Regions from separate parts of the Homo sapiens genome. Here region 2 is linked to region 1. The links are chromatin loops, found by intact Hi-C in ENCODE. Cell type or tissue: mesothelial cell of epicardium. All regions are shown on one strand. Links, peaks and the distances in the headings refer to the core of each region. The heading gives the core; the rest is flanking DNA. Region 1 has its middle 90 kb from the start of TRI-TAT2-1. Region 2 has its middle 29 kb from the start of TRI-TAT2-1.

The links. Hi-C counts contacts between places; a loop is a spot of excess contacts. Peaks named below come from ENCODE experiments on the same cell type or tissue, not always from the same donor. Only the 100,000 strongest peaks of a DNase experiment are listed, where the experiment ranks them.
Region 2: a loop joins it to region 1, with 20 times the contacts of the local background. A loop is called at or near these places in 7 of 110 quality-filtered maps.

Annotation. Positions count from the first base shown.
Region 1 is chr2:42,896,670-42,904,999 of GRCh38, forward strand. No RefSeq gene overlaps it. Among named protein-coding and RNA genes, the nearest start is that of TRI-TAT2-1, 90 kb to the left of the region's middle. In mesothelial cell of epicardium, for the core only: no CTCF peak of the experiment used is centred there; no DNase peak of the experiment used is centred there.
Region 2 is chr2:42,835,661-42,843,990 of GRCh38, forward strand. No RefSeq gene overlaps it. Among named protein-coding and RNA genes, the nearest start is that of TRI-TAT2-1, 29 kb to the left of the region's middle. In mesothelial cell of epicardium, for the core only: no CTCF peak of the experiment used is centred there; DNase peaks (open chromatin) are centred at 475, 4,687 and 5,211.

The DNA.
Region 1 (8,330 bases), core at 116-8,115:
AACACCACGCCTGGCTAATTTTTTTATTTTTAGTAGAGACGGGGTTTCACCATGTTGGCCAGGCTGGTTTTGAACTCCTGGCCTCAAGTGATCCACCTACCTCGGCCTCCCAAAGTACTGGGATTATAGGCGTGAGCCACCACGCCTGCGCAGGGCCCCAGTTTTTAGTGTTCATGCTAATAGCTATTACTGGTTACCATTGATCAAATGCAGAGTGTATCAGGCATTCTGCTAAGTGACTAAGTGCTGATTTTATTTATACTGCCTGAAAACATTACCAGTTAGGTATTATGAAAACCTGCTCTAATACACCAGGAGAGTGAAGCTTAGTCATTCATGAGTCACTCAATTTAGCAGCAGTTTCTGGGCTAGGTCCTGACTGGCTGAAGTCAATCAGCATGTTGATTGGCTTAGAGACAGGCAGATGGCCTAATTTTGGCCAGTGAGGGAGAACAAATCACAAGTCCTGTAAGGGAGACGTTGGAAAAGGAACTACATCTTCCTGGATGGTGTGATGTGAGGATGGTAGGTTTGGAGCTGCTGAAGCCATTTTTCTTTCACTGGTGAAGCATCTGGGCTGTTGCAGGGAGGGGTAGCATGGGACCACGTGAAGCCAACATCATGAATCTTTGGAAACATAGTTTTGGCAGGTGGACTGAGTTAAACTAGATGAGTGAATACATTGCTTTGATTGTTTGAGCTGGGTTGAGTTGGGCTTTTGAAACTTGCAAGTCAAAGACCCACACACGAATCAGAGACTGTAGCCCCTGTCCTGGAGGAACCACACCTGCCCAGTAGGTCTGGCCCACAAGAGGTAGCCCTGGAGTGCACTCACCTGGGAAGTCGGGAGACTGTTGAAAGCAGGTGCAACAGTCACCACTTGTCCTGATGGCTGCTGCTGATCAGGGCATGTCTGTGGACAACTGCCTGCTCTGCCAGCCTGATTGTGGCCTGATCTGTCACCTCTGCTTCTCAAGCCACACTTTGCCTGATCACCCATGGTACAGACACCCTCCTCCATCCTGCTTGGCCTAGTTAGGGTGCCTGGATCCAGCCCAGGCCTGGCTTAGCCCTCTATGTGGGTTAGGATTAGGTTTGACTGCAAGAAGTTTGACAGTGACTTAAACAAGAGAGAAGGCTATTCCTTTCCCACATGACAGTTCTAGAGGTAGTAGGATTCGGGCTGGTGCAGTAACTCAGCTCCACAGAATGCTCATTTGTACCTTTACTCTTTCTAGATCAATCAGCACTGCCAGCAATTTGTCTATTTTATCAGTCTTTTCAAGAGCCATGTTTTGGTTTTGTTGGTACTCGCTAAGCCCATTTTCTATTTCATTGATCTCTGTCCTTGTCTTTATTATTTCTTTTATCCAACTTTATTTAGGTTTGCTTTGTTGCTCCCTCCTCCCTAAATTCTTGAGCTGGACACTTAACCCTCTACTCGTTTTCTTACATGTGTCATAAATGAAGACTGCAATTTTCCCTCTAACATCTCTGGAACTGCATCAAGAAATTTAGAAATGTTGCTATTTTCATTATTGCTCAGTTCTAAATATTTTCTCATTTCTTAAATGTTTTGAACCAGTAAGTCTTCCTCTCTCTCTCTCTCTTTGATACAGGGTCTTATTCTGTTGCCCAAACGGTAGTGCAATGGCAAAACATCAGCTCGCTGCAACATCCACCTCCCAGGCTTAAGTGATCCTCCCACCTCAGCTTCCTGAGTAGCTGGGACTATAGGTGCATGTCACCATGCCTGGCTAGTTTTTCTATTTTTCATAGAGATGGGGTTTCGCCATGTTGCCCTGGCTGGTCTCGAGCTTCTGGGCTCAAGTGATCTGCCCACCTCAGCCTCCCAAAGTGCTAGGATTACGGGTGTGAGCCACCGCACCCAGCCAAGTCTTCCACTCTTTGCCAAGGGTTTCCCTGGGGATATCTTACTTCCTGCACCATCATCCTTATAAGTTTTTCACCAGTCTCTTGTTTGCCCCATCTGTTGTCACTATCTCAGGCATCTGTGATGCTAAATAGTTGCTGCTTATTGTTTTCTACAAATACCCTGAGGATAGGATTTTTTTCCTCGGTACCTGGACTATAAGACCAGTAAGCTTACAGGTTGTCCGTGTACCAGAGGTAGGTCCCCCCAGGCCCCGACTCTGCCGTCCACCTGGAGTATAGTCCTGCCTTTATGTGAATATCTTAACTTTAGCCATTTGCTCTCTGGTTATCAGGGCCAGTAACTCCCTGCCCCCACCAGTCTCTACAACATCACTCACCACAGTTAAAATTTTGATTTTTAGTTACTTCTTTGTTTTTTCCTCCAGATTAATTCTGTTTACTTTCTTGAAAGCTCAGCTTCGCATTTAAAAAGATGTAATATTTTACTCAGTATTTCTAGAAGAATGAAAGACCTCATTTTCTTAATGAATGAATTTATTTCAAACATACAGAGAAATAAAGAATCATGTAACAAAAGCCCATCTGCCTACTTCTTAGCTTTAAGAATGTTTACATTTAATCACATTTAATTTAAAAAATTGAAAGGAAGTAATGGTATATCTGAGGTCCCCTTTATGCCCCTTCCTTATCTCATACCCCTCCTTCTGTCTCCAAAGGTGATCAATATTCTGAAATGAGTGGGTATCTTTTTCCCCTATGTACGGATGCATTTTCCACATAAGGAGTATGTCAATTCATGAGTTTAAAATTTACATAATGCCATCTTTGTAAATATTCTTCTGCATTTTTTTAATTGTTGACCAAAATGGTTATCTAGGTTTTTCCATGTAGATACATCGAGCTCTAGTACGTTCACTTCAACCTAGGTATAATGTTTCATTGTATGAAAATATCTCAATTTATTCATCCTTTCATCTATTAGTGGATATTTGGATTATTTCTAATTTTTTGACACTACCTAGAAAGCTGCACTGTCTTTGTGCATATTTCCTTGAGTTCACCTGCAAAAGTTTCTACCATATAGAAGTGTAACTGCTGGATGGTAGAATGCACATCTACAACCACAGGTGATCTCCCTCATAGAGTCTCTTGTGGTTCTCTGGCTGGAAGTAATATTCTCTTGCCCCACTGTGGAGTGCTGTTTATTTCTATTCCGTTGCATTACCTTCACTTTGCCTTGTGCCATGGTTTGTATGCATGTCCCCTCTCACCAACTGAAATCCACAAGATTCAATTTTCCTGGAGGACATGTTCATTAGAGCATCCCCCATGGGGGCACATACACAGTAGTCACTGGATAAGTATCACTGTTTAAAAACCTGTACCAGGTCGAAGTTCACCAGGGAGGCTTCAACTTTCCATCTTTCTCCCTTGAGTATTTAAACTCAGCTAAGTTCCTCAAATATTTTTGAGCAAGTCTGGAGATGAGTATCATGAGATGGGTTTGGGTTGGGATCAAGGTTGTCTCCATGTGGAAATTTTGGCTAAACCCTTCTTCCTGCTGTGAAATGCAAGCTTCCTCATGAGCTGCCAACTCAGGCAAACATCTTTGATTGTGGGGAAGTGGGCATTTGAGGTTTGTAATAATTTGGATATGGCTGGGGGGATGTTAGCCTTTGTTGAACCAACCCTTTCTTCGTGGAAGTACAAAAAAGGTAGTAAGAAAATGGTGTCAGGAGAGACATTCAAACAAGACATTTTAAAACACATGTGAAGCTCGCTCATTCACATATAAACAAGTGCTTTGCTGGTTATAGCTGATTCTTAGCTGGTCCTTGAAGCAGTTCCCCAAGGGCCTCTGCTGGTCACACATGGTTCCCATTTACCATATCTATTTGAAAGTCGTAAAACTGCCTTTCTTCAAAAGTACTGTAAAGCACAATAATTCACTCTCATCTGCCCCTAGGTTGTCCAGATCAGCTCGTCCAACAGTTTCATGTGATCACAGTTATCCACAGCCCCTCATGAAGGCACATTCTGTCCAGACGGGAAGAAACCATTGGCCTACCAGCTTAAAATGACAGCAGAGTTCAGTGCATACCTCCTTGGACAGATACATCTGCCCTGCACACTCAGTTGGCAGCCCTGACTCAGGCACCATCCCCTGCATGCAACATGTTCACCTTGGGTACACGTGGCACTGCTCACTGTTGCTGGGGCCTGTGGATGGAAGTCCCACCTTCCTGGTCAATATAAGAAGACTGGAGAGAGCTAAGAGTTGGTGGTGTTTGGGGGAGTGTGCAGCTCTCATACAGAGGAAAGCCTTGTCTTCCCATCCAATGGGCAGGGGGGAAAGAGCCCTTTCTCTTCCTTAAAATCAAAGGAGGGGACACCAAGTGACCCTTTCTTAAAAGTCCCATTATGCATGTTTCCTGGATCAAAAAAACATTCGCCCACATTTACATTTCTTTTTGGAAAGTTTTAAAAACCTTTTGAAGGTGCTTGCAAAATGCTTTTTATAGTTTGAAGGTACTTACAAAATAGGAGGATGGAATTTCCAGTCCACCCTTGCATGACCTGAGCAGGAATTTCAGTTCACCCCTGTGTGATCTGAGAGTTGGCAGAAGGAAGGGGAGAGTACCTCTCTCACTCTGGGCAAGACTGGGGCTCCTGTCTTAGTTTGGACTGCTGGAACAGAATACCATAGACGCAGTGGCTTAGAAACAACAGACATGTACTTCTCACAGTTCTGGAGGCTGGAAATCCAAGATCAAGCACACAAAGCAAGGCAAAGATGCTGTGAGGAAGAGGCTGGTCTCTGCTTTGCCTCAGTTCCAGTTTCCATTCCTCGCCACACACATCCTTACAAACGGAATGCCTAGAAAGCTGTGACTCACAGGGTCCCTTCTCTCAGTGGTGTTGCTTCAAAAGAACAGAGCTGAGAAACCAAATCTTAGGTCATTATAACTTCAGTTCTTTCCTTGTATTTTGCAGTCCCAAAGGGGGATAGCGGACCACATGGAGACCTCTTAGCCCACCCCCCATTTCTCTATCAGCCTCTGTGCCTCCCTGGGCACAATTCTTTCTCCTCCAACCTCAGAGCTACCCCCAGCACTAGCCCAGCACCTCTCTGATCTTCCTCCCCTTTCCCTTTTGCTTCCAAGTTTGTGTTTCTGTTCCAAAGAACCACTTTGCAAGACAGGCCCTCTTCAAGGGTGAGGAGTGAAGGGAAGATGTGGGCCAGTCAGAGCTCCCTTAGCAGGAAAGGAGAGAAAGGCTTGGGGCAATCTCTGGTTAACAATTTTTGTCCTGTTAAACAATAAGCACTTAAGTTCTTTGTAGCCTTATGGCCCTGTCAAGGACACTATGTGACCCAGAGCTGGTTATTCCTCAAGTATTTTTGAGCAAGTCTGGAGTTGAGTACCATGAGATGGGTTTGGTACTCATCTCTAAACTTCAGGTTCCTAAGCCTGGACAACATAGTGAGAACCCATCTCTACCAAAATTGTTTAAAAAAATCAGCTGGGTGCGGGCTGGGCACGGTGGCTCATGCCTGTAATCCCAGCACTTTGGGAGGCCGAGGTGGACAGATCACGAGGTCAGGAGAGCAAGACCATCCTGGTTAACACGGTGAAACCCCGTCTCTACTAAAAATACAAAAAATTAGCCAGGTGTGGTGGCGGGCGCCTGTAGCCTCAGCTACTTGGGAGGCTGAGGCAGGAGAATGGCGTGAACCTGGGAGGCGGAGCTTGCAGTGAGCCGAGATCACGCCACTGCACTCCAGCCTGGGTGAAAGTGCGAGATTCCATCTCAAAAACAACAACAACAACAACAACAACAACAACAACATCAGCTGGGTGTGGGCTGGGCGCGTTGGCTCACGCCTGTAATCCCAGCACTTTGGGAAGCTGAGGCAGGTGGATCACCTGCAGTCGGGAGTTTGAGACCAGCCTGACCAACATGGAGAAACCCTGTCTCTACTAAAAATACAAAATTAGCTGGGTGTGGTGGCTCATGCCTGTAATCCCTGCTACTTGGGACACTGAAGCAGGAGAAATGCTTGAACGTGGGAGGCGGAGTTTGCGGTGAGCCGAGATCGTGCCACTGCACTCCAGCCTGGCCCAAAACTCCATCTCAAAAATAAATAAATACTAAGGAAAAAAAAAAAAAAAAGAATTAGCTGGGTGTGATGGGAACTGCCTGTAGTCCCAGCTACTCAGGAGGCTGAGGCAGGAGGATCACTTGAGTCCAGGAGTTTGAGGCTGCAATAAGCTCTGATTGTATCACTGCACTCCAGCCTGGGTGACAGAGGGAGACCCTGTCTCTATTAAAAACAACAACAACAACAACAACAAACCCTTAAGGTTCTTTAGATTTACCTGGGGGTGCTGATTCCTGCCTCATGGTGGCCAGGAGGGTTGAATGGCTGACCTGTGAGAAGCAGAGTATCCGCCTGAGCCTAGTGGCTCTGTGGACACACAGGAACATGGGAGTGCAGCTACTTGCAGCTCAGGAGATATTACTCCAGTAGAGCCCCACCTCCCAGCACTGGCGGCTTCTTTTCAGCACCTGAACCTAGCTCCTTCAGGGCTAGGTCCTGAAGTCCTTCTTTCAGATGTTCTGGGCTCCCTGGTTCTCCCAGTCTTTCCATAAGACCTGGCCCGGCTTTGCCTCCTGTTTTCTCAGGTGTTGGAGGAAGCGACGTTCCTCGAGTTCCTGGTCAGTTTGATTTGATGCTCCTTGATGGTGCGCCTATCGTGCCCCAGGCTTTGCTGAGGGGGCCTCTGGCATTAATTTTTGGAGGTGTCAAACTGGGGACTGGCTGAGAAATATTCCTTCTTGGAATCCCAGCCAGAAGGGCTTCCCTGCTCAGGCCAGTGCCCCACATGAGTCAATGCCCTTCCCTGGGTCCAGTATCTCTGCACTTGCCTTGTTCCCTTTGCTGCTCTGCCTGAGTCAGGTCCCCTGGGTCCTCCTAGACAGCCGGGCCATGATCCTAACTTCCCAGGGCCCTTCCCTCCTGCCCTAGACAGGTACCCTGAGGGCCAGCAATCCTGCTGCCCCCTGCCACTGCCCTGGGACTGACTTTTGGAATCAAAGGTGGAAAGCTGGGAGAAGGAAGGAAGGAAGCAGAAAGGGAAGGAAGGAAGGGAGTGGAGGGGTGGGAGTTAGAAAGCCACCCCTGTCGCAGGGCTGCAGGGAGAAGCTCCCAGGGTTTTATCTGTAGAGGAGCAAACTGTCTGGCACATAGTAAGCACTCCCTGCAAATACGCCAGGGTGGCTGTGGGTCTCATGTGTTGGTTTATCCATTTCTGAGAACCCAGGGGAGGAAGAATGCCTGCTACGCTTGCCTCCCGTCGCTTGGTTGGCCTGAGGGCCAAGAAAACCAGCACAAAAGCTGAACAGTCTGCGCCCCATGGGGGCTCCCCTGGGGTATGGGCTGTTCCAACTGTGCAGGGCATGGATTCACCTTTGCTGTCTGTGAACAAAGCAGGACCAGTGTCAACAGGACACTTGAGCAGCTGGGACTGAGAAGCGGTTTAACCCACTTAGCGAATCTGCTGCTTAGAAACACAAACAAATAACGAGTGTGCTAATTACCAGTGACAACAAGCCTTGATCATTTCAACACCCATCAGTCATCTCATTTAAATCTCCCGACAGCCTGCGAGATAGGACAGTGTTCTTCCTGTCCAGGATCTACAGATGAGGTCACGGAGAGCCAGGGGGGTGAGGAAACTTGGGCAAGTCAACACGGCTGAGCCCAGACTCACACTTAGGCCTGAGCATCACCTCTTCCTGCCTGTTTCCCATCCCATCCACTCATTCCTGGTGGTCCTTGGCCAGCGAGGGAGTTGGTGGTAGTTTGGAGTGTCCGTCTCTCCCGATGGTGGAGTGGTGACCACTGTCTCAGCACCCACAGGAGGGGAGGCCACCCCAGGATAGTCCCAGCATTTGGGCAGTTCAGGTCTCAGGTTCCCCGGGCTATTATGCTGCTGGTGAACTGGGGGCTTGGAGTGGGGCAGGGGCAGGAACATGGGCCTTGGAGTCAGTCAGGCCTAGGATTCCAAACCCAAGCAAGGGCTTAGAAACCATGTGACTCCAGGTGAGTCACCTTCTGTGCCTGAACCGCATTTCCTTCAACTATAAGCTGGTTGGGCAGGGGGTATAATAATTCCAGTTTCTGATAATTGCCTTGAGTAGGTGCACAAGAAATGTTCTTTCATCTCTGTGGCCACGGAGCCCTCACAATCACCCAGGAGGAGGCTGTGCAGCGTGAGGGAGGCCTCTGTCTGATGGTAGGTGAGAAGAAGGCCAAGGGCAAAGGAGGCTGGAAAGGGAATAACATCTCAGCGTCTTCCCCAGCCAGAGACCCCTTGAATGTATCTGCAGCCCTCTGTAGTGTCTCAAGTGCTGGACACACTTAACCCAGG
Region 2 (8,330 bases), core at 220-8,219, 61 kb before region 1:
CCTTAACTTCAGCAAAATTAGTAATCATGTTTTTATAATAGCAAACTCATCATTTGTGTTCCGATGACAGTGCTGATCTACAGGATGAAAGAGAAAAGGAGCTTGTGTCAGAGTTGTTTCAGTCATCTGTGCTACGTAACAAACTGTCCCAAAACTTAGGGGCTGAGAACCACCACCATTTGATTATTGCGTGTTTCTGTGGCTTGGCTGGGTTTAGCTGAGCAGCTTTGCTGCTGCTGGTGCTTGGGAATTCTCATGTGGCTGTGGTTGAGTGGTGGATGAGGCCGGGATCATTAGGAGGCTCAGCTGGGAGGCAGGGACATCTGCTCCTTTCTCCCTCTGTGTGTCATCTCTGGCCTTCTCTCTCCAATAGAGTTGCTGGTCACTCCAAGGGGGTAGCTGGACTTCTTACATGGCTGGTGCTCAGGACTCACAGAAATGAGTAATTTAAAAGGGAGGAAGAGGAAGCTGCCAGTCCTCCTGAAGGGTCCATCCAAAAGTTATGCAACTGCTTCCACTGCATTGTATTTGTTAGATGAGTCACAGGCCAGCCCAGATTCTTCGTGGGAGGACCACACAAGGTATAAATACCAGGAGGTCTTGTTCACTGGGGCTTTCTTTGGAAGGCTGGGACCACAGTGCTAGAAGTGGTGTGTTGTAAGAAAAACCTAAAACCTGTGGTGTACTGAAATCTTGAGACAGAGTGAGGAAACGTATTGGAGGCTGGAGAACAAAAGGCCTGGGAGAGGCACTGGCAGAAGAGTTAAGTGAGTTCCTCACCTGCAATGATGTGGACATAGAAAAGGGCACCCAGTGAACTTGGGGATCTGGCTAGGGCGATTTCAAGGCGGATCTTTTGAAAGTGATATTTAATAATTAGCTTCTTCCACCCGACTCTGATAAAACAGGAAGAGTCTGGGCGTGGTGGCTCACGCCTGTAATCCCAGCACTCTGGGAGGCCGAGGTGGGCGGATCACTCGAGGTCAGGAGTTGGAGACCAGCCTGGCCAACATGGTGAAACCCCGTCCCTAGCAAAAATATAAAAAATTAGCTGGGTGTGGTGGTACACGCCTGTAATCCCAGCTACTCAGGAGGCTGAGGCAGGAAAATCACATGAACCCAGGAGGCGGAGGTTGCAGTGAGCTGAGATCACACCACTGCACTCCAGCCTGGGTGACAGAAGGAGGCTCCATCTCAAAAATAAATAAAAAATAAATAAAATAGGAAGAGATAGAGATGAACTAAAGAAGGAACTATTTAGGTTTTGAGCAGAATTTTGGAAATACAAGGAGCCCAGGACTGTTGTTCCAGCCAGTAAAAGGCTTTCAAAATAAGAAATGGTCTTAGAGCAAAGATAAAATTTAGGGCACTGCCCGTAAATTGTGGCCTTGGGTAAATGTGAAATCAAGAATGTGGCTGTAAAACCCTTTATTAAAACCTCAGAAAAATTTAAGGGCATTATTTTTGTAGACCTTTTGGATAGACAAAAGGGCTTCCGAGAATATTTTTTTCCCCCTTGAGACAGGGTCTTGCTATGTTGTCCAGGCTGGCCTCCAACTCTTAGGTACAAAGAGCCCTCTTGAGCAGCTGGGACCACAAGCACACACTGCCACGCCCAGTAAAGAATCTTCAGAGTATACATCTTAGATCCTCTCTGCTAGACAATAGGACTTCTAAGAATCCCACAGCAACCTCACAAGTGGCTTAAAGTAGAAGAAGGCCTACTAGGGGAGAAATGGGGGTATGGCTATTGTCTTAAGTAGTAAATTATCATTTGATATTTAAGAAACCCACAAGTTTTTGAAAGAATTGTATCAAGTTGGGTGGGAAGGGACGGAGACAGTTCAAAATGCAGCAGACCCTGGTCATTAGTTTCTTTCTTTCTTTTTTTTTTTGAGATGGAGTCTCACTCTGTTGCCCAGGCTGGAGTGCAGTGGCACAATTTTGGCTCACTGCAACCTCCATCCCCCGGATTCAAGTGATTCTCTTGCCTCAGCCTCCTGAGTAGCTGGGATTACATATGTATGCAACCACACCTGGCTAATTTTTGTATTTTTAGTAGAGATGGGGTTTCACCATGTTGGCCAGGCTGGTCTCGAACTCCCAACCTCATGTGATCCACCCACCTCGGCCTCCCAAAGTGCTGGGATTACAGGCGTGAGCCACTGTGCCCAGCTGCCCTGGTCATTTCTTATGGAGAAGGATGGATAATTGAGTGTGAAGCCAACAGCTAGGGACAGCCCCTCCCTGAGAGCAGGACCAGGTCTAATGAAGACACTGGTGACATGTGCCTGGCTTGCTTTCGGAATTGCACTGTGCTAGTTTCTTCTCCTTTTTGAATGAGAGTGTCTGTTGCCATTATCCTGTGTCCACTTTGTTGCTGTACGTTGGCCATGGGGGAAGACAACTTGTCTCTTTAGCTCACAGATCTTCAGGGCAAAACAAACCCTCTCTAAAGAACCACACCTGAGGGGCCTTATTTGCACCTGGACCTGAGTTAGAGGTTGAGGTCCTGGATTTGGAGCCTGAACCTAAAGGCTTCATGGCTGATACCTTAATGGTCTTGGAAGGCGACTGTATTTTGCACGTGGGAGGTATGTGATTCATGGGAGGCAGAGGGCAGACATTGTGGCAGCTAGTCTTCCAAGATAGCACCCCCGTGTTCACACCCCTAGTATGCCCAACCTTGTGTATTCCCCTCTCTTAACTCTGGGTTGTCTCCGTGACTCGCTTTTGACCAACAGAAAGCAGTGATGGTGAGGCTGCATGACTTCTGAGGATAGGCCATGGGAAGCCTTTTGCCTTTCAGCTGGGTCTGTTAGAAAGCTTGCTCTGGGGTAAGTCAGCTATCATCTTAGAAATTTGATTCCTCTGAGGCCATCATACTATAAGGAAGCCAAGATAGCCACATGGAAAGGCCACATGGAGAAAGCAATAGATTCAGCCAGATTCCACTTGTTCCAGCCATCCCAGCTGAGGATGAAAGAAGATAGGTGAAAGAAGATGCTGCCATCTTGGATGTGCAGTCCAGTTGAGCCAACGTTTGACTCTAGACCAAGGGTGTCCAATCTTTTGGCTTCTGTGGCCACATTGGAAGAAGAAGGACTGTCTTGGGCCACACATAAAATACACTAACAATAGCTGATGAGCTAAAAACAAAAATCACGCACACAAAAAATACTCATAATTTTTTAGAAAGTTTATGGGCTGGGCATGGTGGCTCATGCCTGTAACTCCAGCACTGTGGGAGGCTGAGGCGGGTGGATCACCTGAGGTCAGGAGTTCAAGACCAACCTGGCCAACATGGTGAAACCCAGTCTCTACTACAAATACAAAAATTAGCTGGGCATGGTGGTGGGTGCCTGTAATCCCAGCTACTTGGGAGGCTTAGACAGGAGAATCACTTGAACCTGGGAGGCAGAGGTTGCAGCAAGCCGAGATCACGCCATTGCATTCCAGCCTGGGCAACAAGAGCGAAGCTCCATCTCAAAAAAAAAAAAAAAAAAAAAAAAAAGAAAGTTTACGAATTTGTGTTGGCCTGCATTCAAAGCCATCCAGGGTCTCATGCAGCCCATAGGCTGCAGGTTGGACAAGCTTGCTCTAGGTCCTGCTGCCATTTGACTGCGACTACATGAGAGACCTGTCCCCATAAGCGACCACTAAGTCCAGGTAACCCTGAGAGCTAAAAATATTTTGTTTTTATTAAAAATAATTGTTTTTAATTAAAAGCTTCTTTTGTGTGGAGATGGGGGTCTCTCTATGTTGCCCAGGCTGGTCTTGAACTCTTGGCCTCAAGTGATCCTCCTGCCTCGGCCTCCCAAAGTGCTGGGATTATAGGAGTGAGCCACCATGCCTGGCCAATTGATTTTAAAGCACTAAGTTTTGGGGTTTGTTATGCAGCAGAGATAACCAAAACAGCACAAAATTGCACCTATTTTAATAAAAATGTAAATTAAAGTAAATTGTAAAAGATCAAAGCTTAAAGTTACTTCTCTTGTAAGTTTTAAAAATTATTTTTTCTTAAAATCTTCAAAATTATCTATTAAAATTAAAAGGCAAACATAACTAATAGTATAACCGATCAACTTTATCTAATACATTCAACATTTAAATAAGATGTTTAAGTGAAGCTAAATTTTAAATATAAGTCTTGAAAATGTAATGAAGTCTTACTAAACATTTTTACAAAAATAAACTCATTTACAATTGTAGCATTGTTCCATGTCTGTCTAGTTGCCAATGTAAAGCATCAGTGTCATGCTTCATGCATGTTATATCTTGACCTACATGTGTGCAAATGTAGGCAAATTATGAATTATTCATATTGGAAAATGCTCCTCAGCTGCCATGTGCAACTATAGCAAATATTGTGCTAATGTGTGAGTACCTCTGCAACCACAAAGAAAAGCAAGAAAGTGCATCTTGCCACCGCTGGGATCTGCCACTTCTCTTGCATTCTTGCTATGTGAGAGGAAGGATTTGATCAATGCCTTTTCTCTTACCTTAGTGTGCACACCATCCACTCCTCGCTACACTCCAGAGCCAGGGCAGTGTCTGTCTCTGGTGTGAACAGCAGCATAGCCCAGAAATTTTCACAGTATGTAGACACAGTCTTTTTTGATTCAAGGACATAACACAAAGGATGTGAGGCGTTTCCCTGGGGCCTGAATGGTGTTGCTCATGAGAGTGGATGTTTTGGGGTTAGAGATCACACTGTACTAGTGCTGAGTGCTGGATCTCGAGGGACAAGGGCAGAGATATCCATGTATTCTTTAATGTGTGTGTGTGTGTGTGTGTGTGTGTGTGCAGGGGCCTCTCTTGCCTATGTCTAAGGGCAGTACTGCTTCTAGCTGGCCTGTCCAGATCTGGCAGAGGTCTTTTATGTTTCTCTTCCAGAGAACTATGGGATTCTGACCCTTGGAAAACACATTTTCACTCTGACTCTGTTCTTTGGTTTGGAGCCTATTTCATAGTTAGTTATTAGTCTGGTATGTTAGATGGGACATTTTCAGTTGCAAGTGACAGAAGACCAAATCAAACAGGCTTGAGCAGAAAGGACTATATTGGCTTCCACTGCTGAGAAGTCCTAGGGCGGAGATCCAGGGCTCAAACTTGTTTTCAGGGGTGGGAGCTGGGGAGCCCTGGGATTAACAGATGGCCCCACCAGGACTCCTGCAGTGGGGGGCAGTGGGGATGTGTGTGGTTCCCTCATGGACCGGGGACAGCCAGACAAGAATGTGTCCTCCAGACCTGGTTATCACCTTTTCTGAAATGTAGTTCTTGAGTCTATTGTGCCGGGTGCCTGTGCCAGATTTCTCAAGCAGCTCAGGTGCTGGGCACGATCTTCCTGAAGCATCTGCAGCCTGGAGCCATTCCCCCCGGCCCCCACTCATGTTTCAAAGCTCTCAAACCCTCTCTGCGCCCCCAGCGTTGAGTGTGACATCTCACCAGTAAAGCCTGGTGAGGACAGAAGGCTTTCTGGGCATAGAAGACCATTTCCTTGGGTCTATTTAAACCCTCAAGGACCCCCCTAGGGATGGCTCCCCTGGAATATTACCACTGCAATAGTGCAAAGTAAAAATGCCTGTACAATAAAAACCAAAGAAACCATCTCTGCCAAGCAACTGGGAGTGTCATCTTTCTCCCATGGAGCTCTGCTGCCAGGCTCACAGTGGTGGAGACCCCCGAGTCCAGCCTCTCATAGACATTTCACTTCACACAGCAGCTCCTCCATGTGGAATCCCTGGAAGCTGGGCATGCAGGACAGATTACCCTCCGCAAGGCCCCCCAGAGTCCCCTCCTGGGTGCTCCCCTCCCCCCACTCACTTTCCACGGACCCTCCTAGCTGAAGATGGCCGCTGCCCCTTGCAGCCCAGAGTCCTCCCGTGTTTCCCAATCTACCCTCCCAAGGCTTCTTAGAGTCAGCTGGAAACCAACCCTGGGAGAAAAGAGAGGAGGGGCTGGGAAGGCTGCTGGCTGCAGGTCCTGGAGGCCTTGCTGTCTGTCAGCATGAGGCTGGCCTTGACCCAGTGTCCTTGGAGCCTAGAGATGTGTATGGGTCACACCTGGGGCCATGATATACCTGGTGGGCTGGGGCCTTTCCTATGAGGCTCAACCTCCTCTGTCTCTCCCTCTCTCCCTTTCCCTCCATGTGTCTTTCCCCTTCTCTCCCTCCTGTGCTCTCTTTCTCCCCAGCCTAAATGAGGTCCGTTAGACAAACCTTGACACACCAGACTCTGAACACCATAAGTCTGATCATGTTCCCTTTTTTTTTTTTTTTCAAGATAGGTTCTTGCTCTGTCACCCAGGCTGGAGTGCAGTGGTGTGATCATAGCTCACTGCAGCCTTGAACTTGCTGGCTCAAGCAATCCTCCAGCCTTGACCTCCTAAGTAGCTGGGACTACAGGCACACACCACCATGCCTGGCTAATTTCTTATTTTTTTGTAGCAATGGGGGTCTTGAACTCCTGGCCTCAAGTGATCCTCATACCTCGGCCTCCCAAAGTGCTAGGATTATAGATGTGAGCCACCGCACCTGGCCTCAATCATGTTTTTAAGAATGTTTGTTGACATGAAACTACCCGTGATATATTGTAGAGAGAGGAGAGCAGCTCACCAGACATTAGAGACAGGGCGAGCTCAGTTTTCTAACTAGCTCTTGCCCCTGCTCCCCAAAAAAAGACAATGTAAATCATACAACACAGATTCATAAAATATATATATATATATATATATATATATATATATATCTCACATGTATAATAGTGTCCTCTTCCTTTCAATTTTGCCCTTTGGGGTCTAGGCCCAAGTCCCTGGGTCAAAGCCCTCTGAAGACTCAAGGATGGCAGATCCAGCCCAAAGCAGAAATACATTTCAAAGGCTGGCCTGTTCCTCCTCCTCGCCCACTATGGCGTTTGTCACTTCCTCCCCTGGGAGTATCTGGGGCCCCAGCCTTGGGAAAAGATGAAGCCAGAATTGTTGGATCAAAGTCCCAGCACATAATAAAGGCATCTCCCAGCCCCACCTAAGGACATGATCATGTGTGTTTGCTCACACAAACAGCCGTGGGCTGGCCCACCAGAAACCATCTCTTGTTACAAAGCCAGAATCTTTTCCATCTGTGTTTAAGCTGCAGCCCATGAAATAATGTCCATAAAAGTAAGATTGGAAGTGAACATAGTGAACGCAATAAATTATGGCTACACTGTGTTCTCTCCGGAGGGACGCCCTGGCAAAAGAGCCTTCAATATTTCTTTTTTCTTTTTTTTTCCTCTTTTTTTTTTAAATTATACTTTAAGTTTTAGGGTACATGTGTACAACGTGTAGGTTTGTTACATATGTATACATGTGCCATGTTGGTGTGCTGCACCCATTAACTCATCGTTTACATTAGGTATATCTCCTAATGCTATCCCTCCCCGCTCCCCCCACCCAAGCCTTCAATATTTCTATCTAGCACTGTGTTGTGTGTTTCCTCAGAAAGCATTCCATTTGTGGATGGGAAGAAAGGGCCTAGACGGCTGAGGTTGATCCAGTAGAGCTGTGGTGCTTGGCTGGCTGTCCATGCCTGGCATCTTAATGTCTTTTCCAAAGCAGAGTTGTTCAACTGCAAAGTGTAGCCAGGGGGAGATTGTCTAGGGGAAGATTTGTTGGCCAGTTTCCATTACTACCACCATCTTCCTTCTTGCAGTTCAACCCCACCGCCACATCCCACCACGACCACAGGCATGGATCCAGACACCACCACCAACATCCTCTGCTGATTCCACGTACCTACCATTGCCCAGGCCGTGAAGAAGCGTTTGGGAGGAAGGGAAACCTGAAAGAGTCACAGGACCACAGACCTGAGGGTTTAGAATCTCAAGGGGGGTATAGGCCAGATAAACAAATAAATACAGATAACTTAGAACAAGAAGGAAAGTCATCAGTTAGGTACTGAAAAGTTCTCCCCAAGTTCAAAAGAGGGAGGATGAGTCTTGCTGGAGAAAGTGGCTTTTGAATGGAACTTGGAAGGGTGGCTTGGATCTGGACCTGGAGGAAGAAAAGGCCTTCTCAGAAAAGGGATTGATTAAGGGAAAGCATGAAATTGTAACACATGGGTGAGGATGGAATTCATGGAATTCCTGCACCCTCAGGTACATGAGGAGCAGTGAGGGAAATCAGGCTGGAGGATGGGTGGGATGGGCTGGGGAATGTAATGGGTAAAAGAAAGAGCCATTCAGTCTAGGGATTTGGGTCTTTCATGGGGGAAAGGGGAGGATCAGCTGACAGTTACTGAGCTGAAAGTGGACAGAGCTGGTTCAGGAGCTAATCATTGTAGTGGGATCTTG